2 separate regions of the Homo sapiens genome follow, and region 2 is linked to region 1. Evidence: read pairs that join two places in POLR2A ChIA-PET (ENCODE). Cell type or tissue: A673. All regions are shown on one strand.

What was found. Peaks named below come from ENCODE experiments on the same cell type or tissue, not always from the same donor. Only the 100,000 strongest peaks of a DNase experiment are listed, where the experiment ranks them.
Region 2: POLR2A ChIA-PET joins it to region 1 with 11 read pairs; 2 of 35 experiments call an interaction of 5 or more read pairs at or near these places.

Annotation. Positions count from the first base shown.
Region 1 is chr4:102,020,307-102,028,306 of GRCh38, reverse strand. BANK1 (B cell scaffold protein with ankyrin repeats 1) reads right to left here. Exons shown (of 17, transcript NM_017935.5): 8 at 6,715-6,793; 9 at 2,798-3,106. Among named protein-coding and RNA genes, the nearest start is that of BANK1, 230 kb to the right of the region's middle. In A673, no CTCF peak of the experiment used is centred here; no DNase peak of the experiment used is centred here.
Region 2 is chr4:101,332,479-101,340,478 of GRCh38, reverse strand. The region is part of intron 1 of PPP3CA (protein phosphatase 3 catalytic subunit alpha); the gene reads left to right. Among named protein-coding and RNA genes, the nearest start is that of MIR1255A, 6.1 kb to the right of the region's middle. In A673, no CTCF peak of the experiment used is centred here; a DNase peak (open chromatin) is centred at 3,068; H3K27ac peaks cover 1,407 bases.

The DNA.
Region 1 (8,000 bases):
TTTGACTTTATGACTTCTGGTTCACTGACAGCAACACAGGTGAAAACAGATTAAGTGTGTGGGAACCACTTTTTCAGTGTTTCATTTTTAGCGGAATGTGTCAACCATCTTACGTTTATGAACCGATTTCCTGAGCTCTTAACTCTCTTTGTTTCCCCACCCACCTCCCTTCCCAACATTTCTAAAGTTGGGCTTGCACTAGAAATAATACATTTTACTTTTTATTTTCCAAAGTATCAGATAATACTTTTCAGTTAAGAGTGGGACCTAAGCTTTCTGAATTCAGGTGGTATATCAATAAAGAAAGATTAAAACAAATCACTTCCATAATTCCAACTTTTGAAGTAATTGGGTCAAGACTGTATAAAAAAGAGAAAAATCCTAATAGCCTAGGAGACCTGTTAATAGAAGCAACTGACACATTCTAATTATAGGGCTTCTTGGAACTGAGTCAAGGAGGGATCCGATAATTACTTTCCAGGATTCTTGGGTTAAAAAGAAACCATGGGTTCTTTATAAACTGTAAAGTGCTCTATAGTATTATATGTTATTAGTTTCTCCAATGAAGAAGTCCGTAAATCCACTGTGAGGAATTTGATGCCTACAGCACTGAGGAGAAGGCTTTTTTTTTTTTTTCCTTCAGTAACTTGATGGCAGATGGAAGCTACTCATAAAGAACAACTCCTGAAGGTATCACTAGCCAAAGTCAAAGACATACAAAGTCTCTGGCAAACAAATAAGTGATAGCTTACAGCCTTGCATTTAAAGGCCAATAAAACATTTTTAAGAAAAAATACCGGCATTTTATTATCCATTTCTAATATCAGTACTATCAAAAGATAAAAGTAACACTGAATATAAAATGTAAAAATAGGGTTTTTAAATTAAATAAGTGAGTTTTTATTTTATTTTGCTTTTTATATTTGCTAGTTTTCAGGAGACATGTTATCCAAGATTACATTTCTGATCTTAGACAACTCATGAAGACCCTTGATAGAGTCGTTTTAGACCTGCTAACCAACATACCATATATAGAAATTAACATTAGGAAAAATATGATTTAATATTAGCACTTTTAAGAGAAATAATCTGACACAAGACAATTTTACCTTCTTGACAATTAATTTTGTTATAACAAATTATTCAGATCTGAAAAAATGAGAAAAATATGCCAGAATTTTGTAGTCAGTGTACTACTAACTTATGATGTTTTCTCCCCTCATAGCTAAATATTAATATATCTACTTCATGGATAAATGTTGAGGGTCCACAAGACCTTCAAATATAGTAGGTAATAAATATCTGTTGAATGAATGAATGAATCAGAGGAATATCCACTAGGCTTCAGAGCTTTCAATTAAGCAGTACTTTCCATCTCTAAATACAGTGCATAAGCTTAATAAAGCTTATGTTGGTAAACTTGGGTCTTCATAGAGAGCCTTCAATGACACAAATGCTAAATTCCTTTTTTTTTTTTTTTTTTTGAGATGGAGTCTCACTCTTGTTGCCCAGGCTGGGGTGCAGCGGCATGATCTTGGCTCACTGCAACCTCCGCCTCCCGGGCTCAAGCGATTCTCCTGCCTCAGCCTCCCCAGTTGCTGGCATTACAGGTGCACGCCCAGCTAATTTTTGTATTTTTAGTAGAGATGGGGGTTTCACCATGTTGGTCAGACTGGTCTCGAACTCCTGACCTCAGGTGAATCGCCTGCCTCGGCCTCCCAAAGTGCTGGGATTACAGGCATGAGCCACTGTGCCCAGCCCAAATACTAAATTTCATTGCGTAAAAATTTACTTTTTGAAACAAGGTCATGTTTTTGTACTTTGTAGCCTTCTAGGACCCAACAACTAAATTATAGTGAAAATGGGGTTTGTAGCCTTCTAGGACCCAACAACTAAATTATAGTGAAAATGGGGTTTTGATAAGGAGTTTTTTTTTTTTAACTAAATTGTCTTCTTAAGAACATTTTATTTGGAAAATAAATATAAATTTGGAAAGTACATATGAAATAATGATCAAAAAGTAGATGATAATTTGTGACTGTAAGAGTGAGCCTGGAGCTGGGAGTTTGTCAGGCTGTTGAACACTCCAGGCAGATAAACCTAATGTGGAAGCTCCTCTTCATGCCCTCCGCAAGGACAGATTCCCCACACCCACTTTCCACACCCCAATTCCTTCGTCTGGGAACAAATGCCAGTGATAGCTATGTTGACTCTTCTTCCACTTGGGTAGTGTATAGAGTGTTTTTAAACTTTGGTGTCAGTGCAGTGTGCGACAAACCCTTTAACGCTTAATTCTCCCACAGCTACCAAGTGATTAAAGTACCCAAGTTCATCTGAAAATTGTCGATCATTAGCATTTCACTTTTTGTCTGAAGACTGAGAGTATGTTTTAAAAGCAATGTTGTATTTCCTTTTCCACAGAATGCCTGAGGTTCATTTTATGTGAAGAACTACAGACTCCTTCCAAGTTTTATTCTCTTAAAGCTTTGTAATAAGACAAGGAAGAAAGAAAGAGAGAAACAGAGAAAAAGTGGGAGAAGGAAGGAAGAAAGGGAAGGAGGGAGGGAGGGAGGAAGGAAGGAAGGAAGCAAGGAAATAAGAAACAAAAGAACAAGGTAGAGGTAGGTATCTCTTGCCTCATTTCCCAGGCCTTAGTTTTTAAAGAATAGGAAGAATGTTGCTATTGGTTTCAAAAGCTGATCTGCTCTGTATAGATTTGCCACTGCACTATTTGCTATGTAAGCCTGTCAAAGATTTGTCTTTGTTTTGTTTTGTTTTTTTCTAACCTTAAACTTACCTGGTAAGGTGAAGTGAGGTCTTTCCAGTTGGAAGGCATTAGCTACAGGTCGCGGCGGGGGGAGAGGAGGTCTGCTGCTCATGAGTGGCTCTTGTGAATTATTTTCTGGATCAGCACCAGGAATGAACACATACAAGTCATCATACTGGTCTTCAGAACTCTCACTGCCAACCTCTAGTGGGCTGTGTTTGGTCTCCATGCCTGATCCATTCTGTTTTCCTTCCCCTTCCATTTCATTTGCCTCAGCTCCATCTGCACTCTGCCCGTATGTCTTCCTGCTTTCATGATGAAATGCTGGGTTCTGTGTGGCTGTTTATGATGAAGATTGCATGATTTCATTTAAACACACCATCTGAAGGCATTTCATATTTTATAAAATTGTACAGAAATAGTAGTACTGCTAATAAAACTTTTATGACCTGATATAGTGAAAAGCTGTCAAATGTGTAACTTTTAGTGAACAGTCATTTATTTCTGGGTTTTTAAAATACTTACCAAATGAACAGTCAAAGCTCCATTATGTCTTGCTATCTGTGTATATGACACACTCATGCAGATAACGATATTCTGATTCTTTAGAGTTATTGTTTGAACAAATTCATATATTTGATAGCATCCTTGCATTTTTATTAGAAAACAATATAACTGACCCAATAAAATAATAAATGATGGAAAACGTAAAGAAAAAAGACACAAACCTTTACTTGCTTGTAAATAATAAATAGAAATGAATCTGACTCTTATTTAGTTATTTTAATATATATTGATCTTTACAGATAACTATAATAATTTTATAATTCCTTATAGTAAATCATTTACAGATACTGTATTAACTTTGGAGCTATTACTTGGGAAAAGTTAATTTTTTTTTGGTGAAAAAGGCATGTAAATCACCAACAGTAGGTAAATCTTTCTGAGGATCAGTTCTTTACCTATAAATGCATTCTACCCAGAAATTTAACCAAATGATCCAAATTCCCTCTACTCTGACAACCATACCATTATTTGTTTTTATATTATATACAGTAAATGCTCTTTAAACACTCAGGAAGAAAGCAGAAAAAAAGAAATTATAATGCAATGACTTTAAATCTTCAGAAAAAACTTTTATTAAATTTTCTTTATAAAAATATTCTCTAAATAAAGGATTCAAAAAATTTAAAACAGTCTTTTGGAATTTCTAAACAGACTTTGGAACCTCTGTAACAGACCTTTGAATATGTGAATTGTTTTCCTTGTCAAGGCAAGATATTGCTGTATTAAAATGTTGCTAAGCTAAAATATAGCTTAAAATCCCAAACAGCACAATGTAGAGAAGAAAGACTTCTTTAAAATGAAGAATTACACTGTAGAATGTAGAAAAATCATGCCCATGATGGTAGCCCATATTATTATATGGAATTTTCTTTTTTTGTTTTTCTATTCTTTCATGTGAGAAAGAAGAAAGATACAGTTTCCAGTACTAAAACTAAACCAAGATTCTTTAATTACCAGCATGGGCAGAGTGGATAGTTATTTGTTTTTGTACAATCTATCTGCACAGATCTCATTCATTTTTCTATCCTTAACACAAAACACTAAGCCTGAAATGAAGTAGTCTCTAGAAATGCTGATGGAGTAGATGATGGAATGGATGGAAAAAATTATTGCTCAGGCTAGCAAAGGAACTTTATTATTTCTGTATGGGCAAATCAGTCATCAACTCAGAATTACATTCACGCTATAGGAAATTATTCTTAGCCACACTTCTGCTTATATATTCAGTGTTTCTTAATACTGAATAAGCAACAGAATCTGAATGGTACTTGTCATCAAATATGCCCAAACTTGGGTTTCAGCCCCGGAAAGTCAGATTTAATGAGTTGGTGTGTTTTAGCATGCTTTGTTGTAATGGTAATACCAATGGAAATCCACTGAGCTAGGGTTCTGTGCTTCACCCTCTCACTCATGAAAGAGACTGGCTTGAGCCCAGTCACACACAGTTTCATATACAAGAGAGTTTGTAGTTTCAAACTGCAAAAGTGAAATTTTTCTTTATAAAGAATTGAAATAATGTTTTATTATTACAGTCAATTCTTCTGAAAATTAAACGTCATGATAAATATATGGTCATTTTCAATCATGGCCTTTATAATCACTTTTATTATAATTTAAATGATAAGATGTATAACTTTAAAGCTTGGTGCATTAATCCATTAATTTAATATTTAGCATTTTTTGTGTCCTGCAATAACTTGAAGAGTTTACTAATTTTGCCAAAGTATGCTAGTGAAGGCATTTACTTGTATTTAACTTTATTTGATTTGCAGGTCCCCATCATTTGAAAAACTTGTGGTCAATAATGTTTCATTGGGCATAGACTATGTTCTGTTACAGGTACTGGGGATACAATCAAAACAGTGAATAAAAAGCCCTAATCCCTTTGAGCATGTGATTTAGAAAGAGAATACAGGCAATAAACAACAACCAGATAAATAATATATCATATTAAATGTTGATAAGTGCAATGAAGAAAAGGAGCAGGTAAAGTGAAATGAAGAGTAGGGTGTCATAAAACGAAGAAAGAAGTGATGAAGCAACTATTGAGCATATAAGGAGAAAGTGTACAGAAGGAATAGAAAGTGCAAATGCCCTGAGGCAGGCACATTATTGGTTTGTGAATGAGTAAGATAATGGTGAGAGATGGGAACACAAAGATTAGGGCCTTGTAGGGGATGAGAAAGGTTATGAGTACAATGGGGAGATATTGGAGGATTTGGAGCAGAAGAGTGTTTAGTCCTTCATGAAAGGTGTTTAGTCCTTTCATGAAGTGTAGAATATCAGAGGCAACAAATGTGGAAGTTGCTATTGAAGGCGTCCTATACATTATTTAGCAGCAGTCCTTCTATCTCTACCCAATAAATACCAGTAGCAATCCTCCCTCCTGAGTCATAACAATAGAACAATTTCCGTTCATTGCCAAGCTTGCAATGTAGGAAGTGACAATGACCCTCCAGTTCTCCACTGTGTTATTGCAGTAAACAAGGGGAGAACTGATGATGGTGTGGACTAGGATAATGAAAGGGGAGAGAAATGGCTGAATGCTGGGAATGTTTTGAAGGCAGAGTCAACAGTATTGTAAGACTGATTGCATATGGGGTAGGAGAGAAAGTAAAAATGCCAAGGATGACTTTCAAGCATTTTTTAACTGACTTGAACAAAGGAGGGAAGGAGTTTTCACTTACTGAGATGGGGAAGTCAGCAGGTGGAGAGGTTTGGCAATGGCAGGAATCCGAACTTTCAAAAATGTTGGATGTGAGATTCCTACCAAACATGCTGGTGAAGCTGTTGAGCTGTATGCCAATAAAGCCTGGCATAATGGGTGGAGTTTACGTACACATATAAACGCGTATATATACACGTTTATATATACATGTATATATGTGTATATATATACATTTATATACACATATACGTTTATATACATGTAGGAACATCCTGAATTATTCTTCAGACATTAGAATGTAGAATCACAGATATTAGGGCCAGGGAGGACCTTAGAGAGTATTCTAGTTCAATATTCTCATTTCATAGCTGAGAAAACTAAGGTCTGCAAATAATGTGGTTATGAGTTTTTAAAAAACTTTAAAAATGTAGTTGTCAAATAGTCCACATAGTCATAACAGAGTTATTTGTGTATTCCCTCTGGGTAGGAAAAATCAGTATTTGATTTTTAAAACTTGAACTTATTAAAAGTATTTAAATTAGGAATATGATGTAGTAGTGTCTCTATTACAAATTAAAAGCCAATCAGTTAATTAAATACCGTGCCACATTCTCTTCAGTCTTGCTTTTTCAGTTACATCTTCCATAAGTCACATATATATGTGATATATATATGAATATGTCATATATATATATAACATGGAAAAACTTACAAGGAATATATGTGGAAAATGAGGCAATATCCTCTTCATAATCATTTTCTTGCTCATTATTTATGTCAATTTCTTGGATCTGAAAAAAATGTAATTTTTAATAATATGCATTAATCTTAATAAATATGCACTGGATGCCTGTGCAAATAAGAAATAGTTTTTGTTTTTATTTAAATATTATATTACAGATCTTGGATAATATATTTGTGCCATCTATAAATGCTCAATGGCACATAGTACTAAAAGTATAACGAGGGAAATAGTACATTTATAATAAACAATGAATTGCTTTAAAAATAAAACCTATTGAAATAGCTTTAAGATGCAAAGGAGGCAATAATCGTTAAGTTTAAGTGTAATAAAGAAGTTCTGAATAAAATTGAACACAACTATTTCTCTTGAAAACTATGAGCTTTTCTTCCTTTTGAACATTCTATATCTTTTACAGTTCAAAAGATATTCTTAATTACAATTACTGTAATACAGTGAAAGACAATGAAATTATAAAGTGGTTTATTCTCCATCTTTACAAAAAAGAAATAAATCCAGTAAGGGTACTTCTCTTTATTTGTCTTTCTGAAAACAGTTCCACTATATGTACTTCAAAGGCAGAATTAACTGAGAAATGACAGAAACCTCTTATCTCCAGAATTGCTAGTCTTTGTTTATAATCTCTAAAGAGACATGGAGTTTACAGTTGTGGTGCATACTGGTGCTCAGAGAGAAAGCTAATACTAGTGATGGTTCTATTTGTGCAAAAGCATCTAGGGAAAGGGATGGAGATTGACTGGATTTCACATAGGATGTGTTTTGTTACCAGGAACTCCAAGGGATTATTCAAATGACTTACGTTTCTGTTCTTAAAAAATTAATTGAAATAATTTAGGCCATTTGTTCTGCATTTGAAATGTCCCTTCAAAAATTAGAAGCATCCATATTAAAGCATTTTGAAATTTATAGTAGCTTTGATATGCAAAGGTATTTCACCTGCATTTTGACTTCATCAATTAAGTTTATCACCCACTTTGGCCAAAGAGAGCCCAATGGAACTCATTAATTTTTTTTTAAACACTAATGTCATCCAGAGAAGCAAAACAGTCCCTAATTTCCCATGGAATTTTGAAAATGAAATATTTTCAGTATTTTTTACTGAGCCTGATGCAATAACTCATTTTATATTTCAATTATATTTTCCCTTTGATGGACTCCACTAAATTCTAATATGAAAAATTGTGTAGTTTTAGTAGGAGGTTTGACATTTTGATTGATATTTGTATGCTTTGGTA
Region 2 (8,000 bases), 690 kb after region 1:
TCAAATCCGTTTTAACAAATATGCACTCGGGTAGTGGAAGCTTTAGATATTAAAAAAATAAAAGCCCTCACTGACAAAGTGGCAATAAATTATTAAAATGCTATGTTTTTGGAATTCAGGTAGATTCTTTTTGAGACCATCATAGAGAGGAATAGAACTTTGCTGTCCTTTTTGTTTTCCTTATCCATGCTTTTGTCTCACAGCAAAATATACTATGACTCTATTTTAAAAAATGGTCTACCTGTCTGTGAACTTCTGTCTCTTGCAACTGGAAATTTTGCTTGTGTCTGTCTGCAAAAGAGGGAAACAAATAGATATCAGGGATTTATAAAAGCTATCTCAATATTATGACATACTAGTTTACAATGTTTGTCAATTTCAGGTACTTTTGACAACTGTGAAACCGGAAGAATGATGGTTGATGTTCAAAGAGAGAGTTTTATTTATATGGAGCTAAATTAAAAAAATTTTCATCAGCTCTAAGATTCTTAGACTTAGAGTCTTTCTGTGGTGATTTTATTGTCCCAGTTTTCCTTTCTTTGGGGAAGAATTAGTAGTAGTTTTTATTTAAAATGTCCAGTTCTTTCTATGTAATATCAGAATGTTTTGGAAATTCTAGTATGTCAGTGTCTAAACTATGTGTCTTGGTTGCTGCATATACTTGGAAGTTGCATAAAATTGTTAATATTTGTATTCAGAGTTTTAGTTTGGAAAAAATGGTCATTGTCTTATTGGTCCCTAGCTCAATGCCTTGCTTATTAAATGCACTGAATAAATTCTTTTGAATGAGATGGATATTGTAAAATTCTCATGTGCCTCCTGAAGCCTTCTAAATTGTTTTTATTTTGAGTGTATTATATTAAGTTCCATTTGTAACTGGTTCTGTATGGTGACTGGCGAATTGGAGTGCTTCTTTCTCCAGCCCAATCAGGGCATGGAGTATGAGAAGGAGGCATTAATAAGGTTACACAATTAGAATGAGAGCTGTTCTGTTCGGTCACTTGAACTCACTTTGTCCCTGCTGAATGTAAAAGGCTAAGTTCTATTCAATTTAATTTATTTGCTTGAACCTGACAGCTGTCTTTCAGTTTTTATTGTATTCCCCTTTAGGCTGGTCAATTTCTGACAAATGAGAAAAAATATGTTAATCACTGAGTGTTTGATTATTGGATGATTTGTGTATTTTAGTTATTGTCTAGATTTGGACTTGAAGATAAAATGACCTGGTAAATTTCATGAAAAAGAACAAATTGGAAAAAACCTCTTTCCCTGTTTACATCTCAATATATCATTTCCTATAATGCTTCTGTAATCCAGAAATGCTGCCTTCTCCAACATGACCTCCTTCCCTTCTCTGGCCCCCAAAATGTCATTGGATGCCATCCAGTGGAAAGATACATGGGCTATGAAAAGTTAAGAAAAAGGTGGCACTAACGCTGCTGTCTCCTTAGATTCTCACAAGTGGGCTTTGAGCCATCCGTTGACATTTGTTTTTAAAACATCTTGTAAGTTATGCTGTTTTATCAAGTTAAATTAAAAGCAAGATATATTCTTAAAAAGATGGAACCTGAGTCAGGAATTCAAGTTTGTTTTATTTTTTGTTTGCTTTTTACAAAGGAATTTGATTTTAAAAAATGATAAATCTGGCATTGTTGGTTCATGTATATTTAATGCTATTAAAGTTACACACATTCCTGTTCTGCTGGGCCTGATTATTGGGATAACAAATGTTCTCCTGATCATTCAGTTCTCTTCTTTCGAGCTTCAGTTCAGAAGTTACCTCCTTTGAGACCTGCATCTCCTGACACCTTCACTTAGAATAAAGGAATTGAGCCTCTTCCTTCTCACAGAGGACACCTTGATAAGAGCATGTTGCTGTGATGACTTGTTTCCTTGTCTGCCTCTCCTCCCCAGGAGGTGGAAAGTCCTAGAGACAGAAGTTCTATCTACTTTTGTGTCTTTAGCTCTAGCACAGGGCCTGCTGTAGAATAGGCATTTGATACATAGTTGTTACAGGAATGAAATAACAAAGGATAAGATGGATTTAAATTTCTAAATTATGGGGTTCCTTTATGTTTTGAAATTTTGTCAATCTTAAATCGTGATCAGTACACAAATGTCTGATGAGTCTTGACTTGTAAGCTCCAGTCTTTGTAGAAGTGTGTTTTCCTGTGAGTTTTTGAAGTGCTGTATTTTATTAACTGGCATTATATGGATTTTGCTCGGTAGCCAGCATGCAGAAGCATAACTGGCAGAAGTGGCCTTCCCATAGGGAGTGCTTGACTTTTAATGGATTATTGTCACAAGGTGTATAGGTTGATTTCCTCAAAGGTGAGTGATGGTTTCTTTCTCAGGAAGACAGGTGATGATACTAAATTGAGGGGAGAGCCATTTGACAAGCATATGGGAGGCCCATATTAGTCTTCACAATGTGCAAATTCAAATGAATAAAAATGTATAAGATTAGGAATTAGAACAGAGATTAAAACATACTGTACACCCCGATAGGTGATAACTTACTGTGTATATACCAATAAAAAATCTTCAGGCCCATCACGAGTACAGGCTGCTCATGAGTCACCTCTCCTGATGGCATGTCTGCATGGTGAGTGTTTTTAGAAAAGCTCAGTACTGGACTCCACACCAACAGAGTGGCAGTATAGTGAGGCACTTGCTCTTAGTCCCATCCTTACAGAAGACCGCTAAAGCTGCGCTACCCCAGATGTGGTTGTATGACTTCTGGTTAAAGAAAGCCAGCTGGGCCTTTCCAAGCTCCATTTTATTTTTGTTCTGAATGAATATTTCCAGTCTCTCACATGGGCCGGGATATACTTTGTCTCACTAACACAGAAATACTTTCATTTCAAAGAGTTGAAGACTAAGGAAACTATAGTTTCCTACATAAAATCTCACTGTTAGCTTCTGTTGATTTGCATTCAGCAACCAGGAGGGAATCTCTGTTGTCCTCGCCTCTGGTCAGAATTCTCCCTGAGTACTCTATCTCGTTCCACGTGCCCTTCCAGAAACGGATGTGTTAAATTTTGGAGTATGTTTTACAAAACAGTCCCCAAGATGATTAAAGGACTTTAAATAAATTGTGACAGGAAGTGAGAGATTATTCAGTCTGAACAAAAAAGGGTGAGTGGTGATTTAACTAGAGGCTTCAAATATTAGAAAGTCTCTTTCTGTAGTGGATCATACTCAGAAGTTGTTCATCACCCCAGTCAACTAAAGAAGAGAAAATATTTAGAAGCATCAGAGAATTAGGTGATTTTTAAAAAAATTTAACCAGTTAGGGGCATTTAACATTGGGATGGTTTATGGGAATCTTCTGAATGGAGAGAATAGATGATTCTTATTTATTTTTGTTGTAAATGTGAACTTTATGTGTGCTGAAGAATAGTCTAAGCCTAAAATTATGGCATTTTGAAGCTGGAAGGAACCATGGAAATCTAATTTTCTGTCTGGCTCAGAACCCTCTATTTGCTGGGGAGAAGGATTGGGGGATGTAGGGGAGACCTTTGATCTCTTACACTTGCTCATGCCTGAATTTAGGCCTACAAATGAGACTCCCAGAATTGGAAGGTACACCAGAATTCTAGCTTAGGCTATCTCTAATGTGGAACTCCCTCTCCAGCCTCTCTGATGGATAGAATCCCGCCCCTGCATGTACACATCTAGTGAGAGGCAGCTCCCTATTCCATATACCTCTCACTCCATCCTGGACAAGTCTGCTTTGAAGAAATATTTTCTTATTCTTGATTACAATCTGATGCTTTGAATATATATTACTTGTTCTTAGCATTGTCCTACAGAATTCCATAGAATAAGTCTTACCTGTTTGCCTCCAGAGAGCTCATTTGCTATTAAAAACAGCTTTCTTTTTTTTTTTTTTTCATTTTTTTTTTAAGACAGTTTCACTCTGTTGCCCAGGCTGGAGTGCAGTGGCACGATCTTGGCTCACTGCAACCTCCGGCTCCTGAAGTTCAAACGATTCTTGTGCCTCAGTCTCCCCAGTAACTGGGACTACAGGCATGCGCCACCATGCCTGGCTAATTTTTTTGTATTTTTAGTAGAGATGGGTTTCACTATGTTGGTCAAGCTGGTCTTGAACTCCTGACCTCAAGTGATCCACCTGCCTTGGCCTCCCAAAGTGCTGGGATTACAGGCGTGAGCCACTGCGGCCGGCCAGCTTTCTTGTTCTTAAGTCTTCTAGCTATTCCTCACCCAGCATGTTTTTGTTTGCTTTTTTTTTGGAGGTGGGGGACAAAGTTTTGCTCTTGTTGCCCAGGCTGGAGCCCAGTGGTGTGATCTTGGCTCATTGCAAGCTCCGCCTCCTGGATTCAAGCCATTCTTCCACCTCAGCCTCCCAAGTAGCTGGGACTACAGGCATTTGCCACCATGCCTGGCTAATTTTTGTGTGTGTGTGTATTTTTAGTAGAGATGGGGTTTCACCATATTGACCAGGCTGGTCTTGAACTCCTGACCTCAGGTGATCCACCCACCTCGGCCTCCCAAAGTGCTGGGATTACAAGTGTGAGCCACCATGCCCGGCCAGTTTCTAGGTCCTCCTCCATCCTAGGAGTCTACCTTTAAATCCAGGTCAGTCTATTGGAGTCCCTTGAAAATGGAGAAGTGAACAAAGGTTGATCTTGACTGACTTCTTCCATGGAACCTCCAGCATCTTGTGCTCTCTTCCTTGGTACTCTTGCTTGCCCTTCTGTGTCCTCATGCCAACTTGGAACTCAGAAGTCTTTCATAGGTGGGCCCAGTTTAGCATCCCGAGATACCCTTTGGGAGGGTGAGGATTGCCAGTCATGATGCTCTTAGTTCTCATGCCTTTCCCATTGAAATTCCCTTGTTATTTTTTCCCAGAACTTAGGCAGTTTCAAGTTGTCAAACGCCTAATCTGGTCTATAAGTAGAAGTCTGTAAAACCTAGATAGCAGACGCGTTTTAACAGTGACTTTCTAAAGGCATTGCTCTCACCTTTCATTTATAATACAGGCAAGTAATAAAGACAGGATGAAAGCATAGCACCATGTGGTGATAGTGGGGCTATTGAGAGACAGGCCATGCCCCCTTTATTTGCTTTTCAAATCATGCCACAAAGACAGCTAGCTCAGCACCTCACTTGACCAGAGCCAAACCTGCCTCTTCTGCTTGCTTTCACTTGTGCCTAATCTTTGAAGATTGTCTGCTCCTAACGCCATTGAATTTGGCAAATGTAGTAAAATTGGTTGTAATTTGATAACTAGTTTCAGTTTCACTGAGATATGAAGGAGACCAGTGGCTTCCAACTATGGTGTCAACACAGTGTTGTGTTAAACTCAGCTGTGAGGTATTAACAGCTACTGATAACCTAAAGAAGTTTGCAGATGACTTATTTTAAGATATCTACGTATAAACGAGAGTGGATTTACGTTCAACCCTAAAATGCTACTTTCACTTGCATTCTGACATGAAGGGATGGAGCTGCAACTGTCATGGTGGGCATTTTGTATAAATTGCAGTTGCTTGATCTTACTGATAAGTCTTTAATCACAGTGGAAATTACATATGTGTGTATTTCCCTGAACATTTTTTTTTATAGTGGTTCATTAGAATCTGGATTTGTTTATCCTAGTGTTTCGTAGAAGTGAATGTTATATCATGTATATCTCTGGGGGGAAGAAAGGCCGAGACCTGTCATGGGAGACTGTGCCTTTGCTAGCCAGTCTGTAAATTGAATAATCTTGAAACATTTAGGTAGGCACATTTGGGGTGACTTCAAAGTGCTTTATGAAGTCTTCTCTCCTCACACATCTCCAGAGACTACCATACCTGAAATTTCATGATTGTTTAAGATAAGAATTGCTTTTTTGATAGATATTTCAGAAGTAACTGATATTTAAAACATAATTAACTGACTAATTTAAATTTTTTTCCTTTTGGGTAATGTTGAATCTAGGAAAAAAATCCTGTTATTCAGGAGCCTTTTTGAGAGTTAACTTTCATGCTTCTTTTTAAATCCATATCCCATGCCTCTTTGAAATTGTCACTCGGGGGTTGGGCGCGGTGGCTCACACTTGTAATTCCAGCACTTTGGGAGGCCGGGTGGGTGGATCTCCTGCGGTCAGGAGTTTTAGACCAGCCTGGCCAACATGGCAAAAAATCATTTCCACTAAAAATATAAAAATTAGCTGTGCGTGGTGTCATGCGCCTGTAATCCCAGCTACTTGGGAGGCTGAGGCAAGAGAATCGCTTGAACCTGGGAGGTGGAGGTTGCAGTGAGCAGAGATCACGACATTGCACTCAAGCCTGGGCGACAAGAGTGAAACTCTGCCTCAAAAAAAAAAAAAGTGTCACTTGGTTTTCTATATGTCCTTATTTCCCATATGATATAATCTCCTGCTCGGTAAGTAGATTATTTGGTTGAGTGTAAAATGGCTGTTAAAAAGATACTGCTTCTACTTATTAAGCCATCCATCTACCCATCCTGCTCACGTATGTGTCAGACTTTTAGTGCCCACTGCGTGTGTGGCTCTGCACTGTGTTCTTGGGGTCTAACATAATGTAGGCAATCTGAAGGTTACTGTCCAGTGTGGGAAGCAAAAGGAAATCACGGTATAAGTTTTGCTTTCTTTAATAGCAGAAGGGGCTACATCCTACTGTGGGAATGCAGAAAAGGGAGTGATAAGCTGCCTTCATAGACTGTGCTTTCATTTTTTGCAAAAGTAAATGTAATCAATATGAATTTGTGGAAAGTGTAGCATATATTGCCATGTGTTATGACTTTGAGCTTATTTTAAAATAAAGATGGATGCCTGTTTCTGCCTAACATGTTAGTCAGTGTTATCAAAGACAAGAGGCAGACCATTCATTCACTCATTTCCAAAACACTGAATGCCATTCTGTGCCTAGCGCTATACAAGACATCGGAAATTCAGTGTCAATAAGTCTTTGCTTTCCAATCAACAGGGACGATTTTAATTATAGATTGTCTTCCTATTAAGTATGAATTTTAGCAGGTATTAAAATTAGTTTGATAATATGAGAAAAAAATGAAGATTGAGGCCGGGTGCAGTGGCTCATGCCTGTAATCCCAATACTTTGGGAGGCTGAGGTGGGAGGACTTGAGCCTAGGAATTTGAGACCAGCCTGGACATCATAGTGAGACCTCATCTCTACAAAAAAAAAAAAAAAAAAAAAAAAAAAAAAAAAAAAAAACTGGGCATGGTAGTGCATGCCTGTAGTCCCAGCTGCTGCTCAGGAGGCTGAGGTGGGAGGATCGCTTGAGCCCAGGAGGTTGAGGCTGCAGTGAGTCATGATCATGCCGTTACATTCCATCCTGGGTAACAGTATGAGACTCTGCCTCAAAAAAAAAAAAAAAAAAAGAAAGAAGATGGCATTATATTTGAAATTCTGCAGCTATTGTAACTCATTTGTGAGCAGGGTATATGAGATAGAATCATAGACTTTTGAAGGTGGAAGAGGGCTCAGACGTAAGCTAGTTAAGCTGTCTTTCAAAAAGAAAAGATATTTCTGTTAGATGGTTAACAAGCCACTCTTCACTCTGCCTCCCTCCACATACTTCCAGTGATGGGGAGACAGCATCACAGTGTGGAAAGAGCATTGGTTTACAGCTAGACAAAATCTGTATTTAAATCCTCTGTCCTCCATATGCCAACTGTGTGTCCATGGGCAAGTCATGTAACCATCTTGAACCCATTTTTCTTACAGAAATTTGGAAACGATACTAATTTTTTAAGGTTGTTGTAACGACGAGAGGAATATTATGTAAAATGTCTAGCCTTAGTGCCTGCACAGAAAGTGTTCCCAATATATGTTAGGTATTGTAATTTTGCTGCTGGACAGCTCCTTTGAAAGACATGCTTTTTACTTGTAGAAGTAGTAGTAATTTTCATTAAAGTAATACACTTCCTCACCTCCTATCCACTGTCAAATCCGTTGTACAGTCATTTGGGGGGCCCTACCATTCCATGGAGGCAGGTTGGCAGT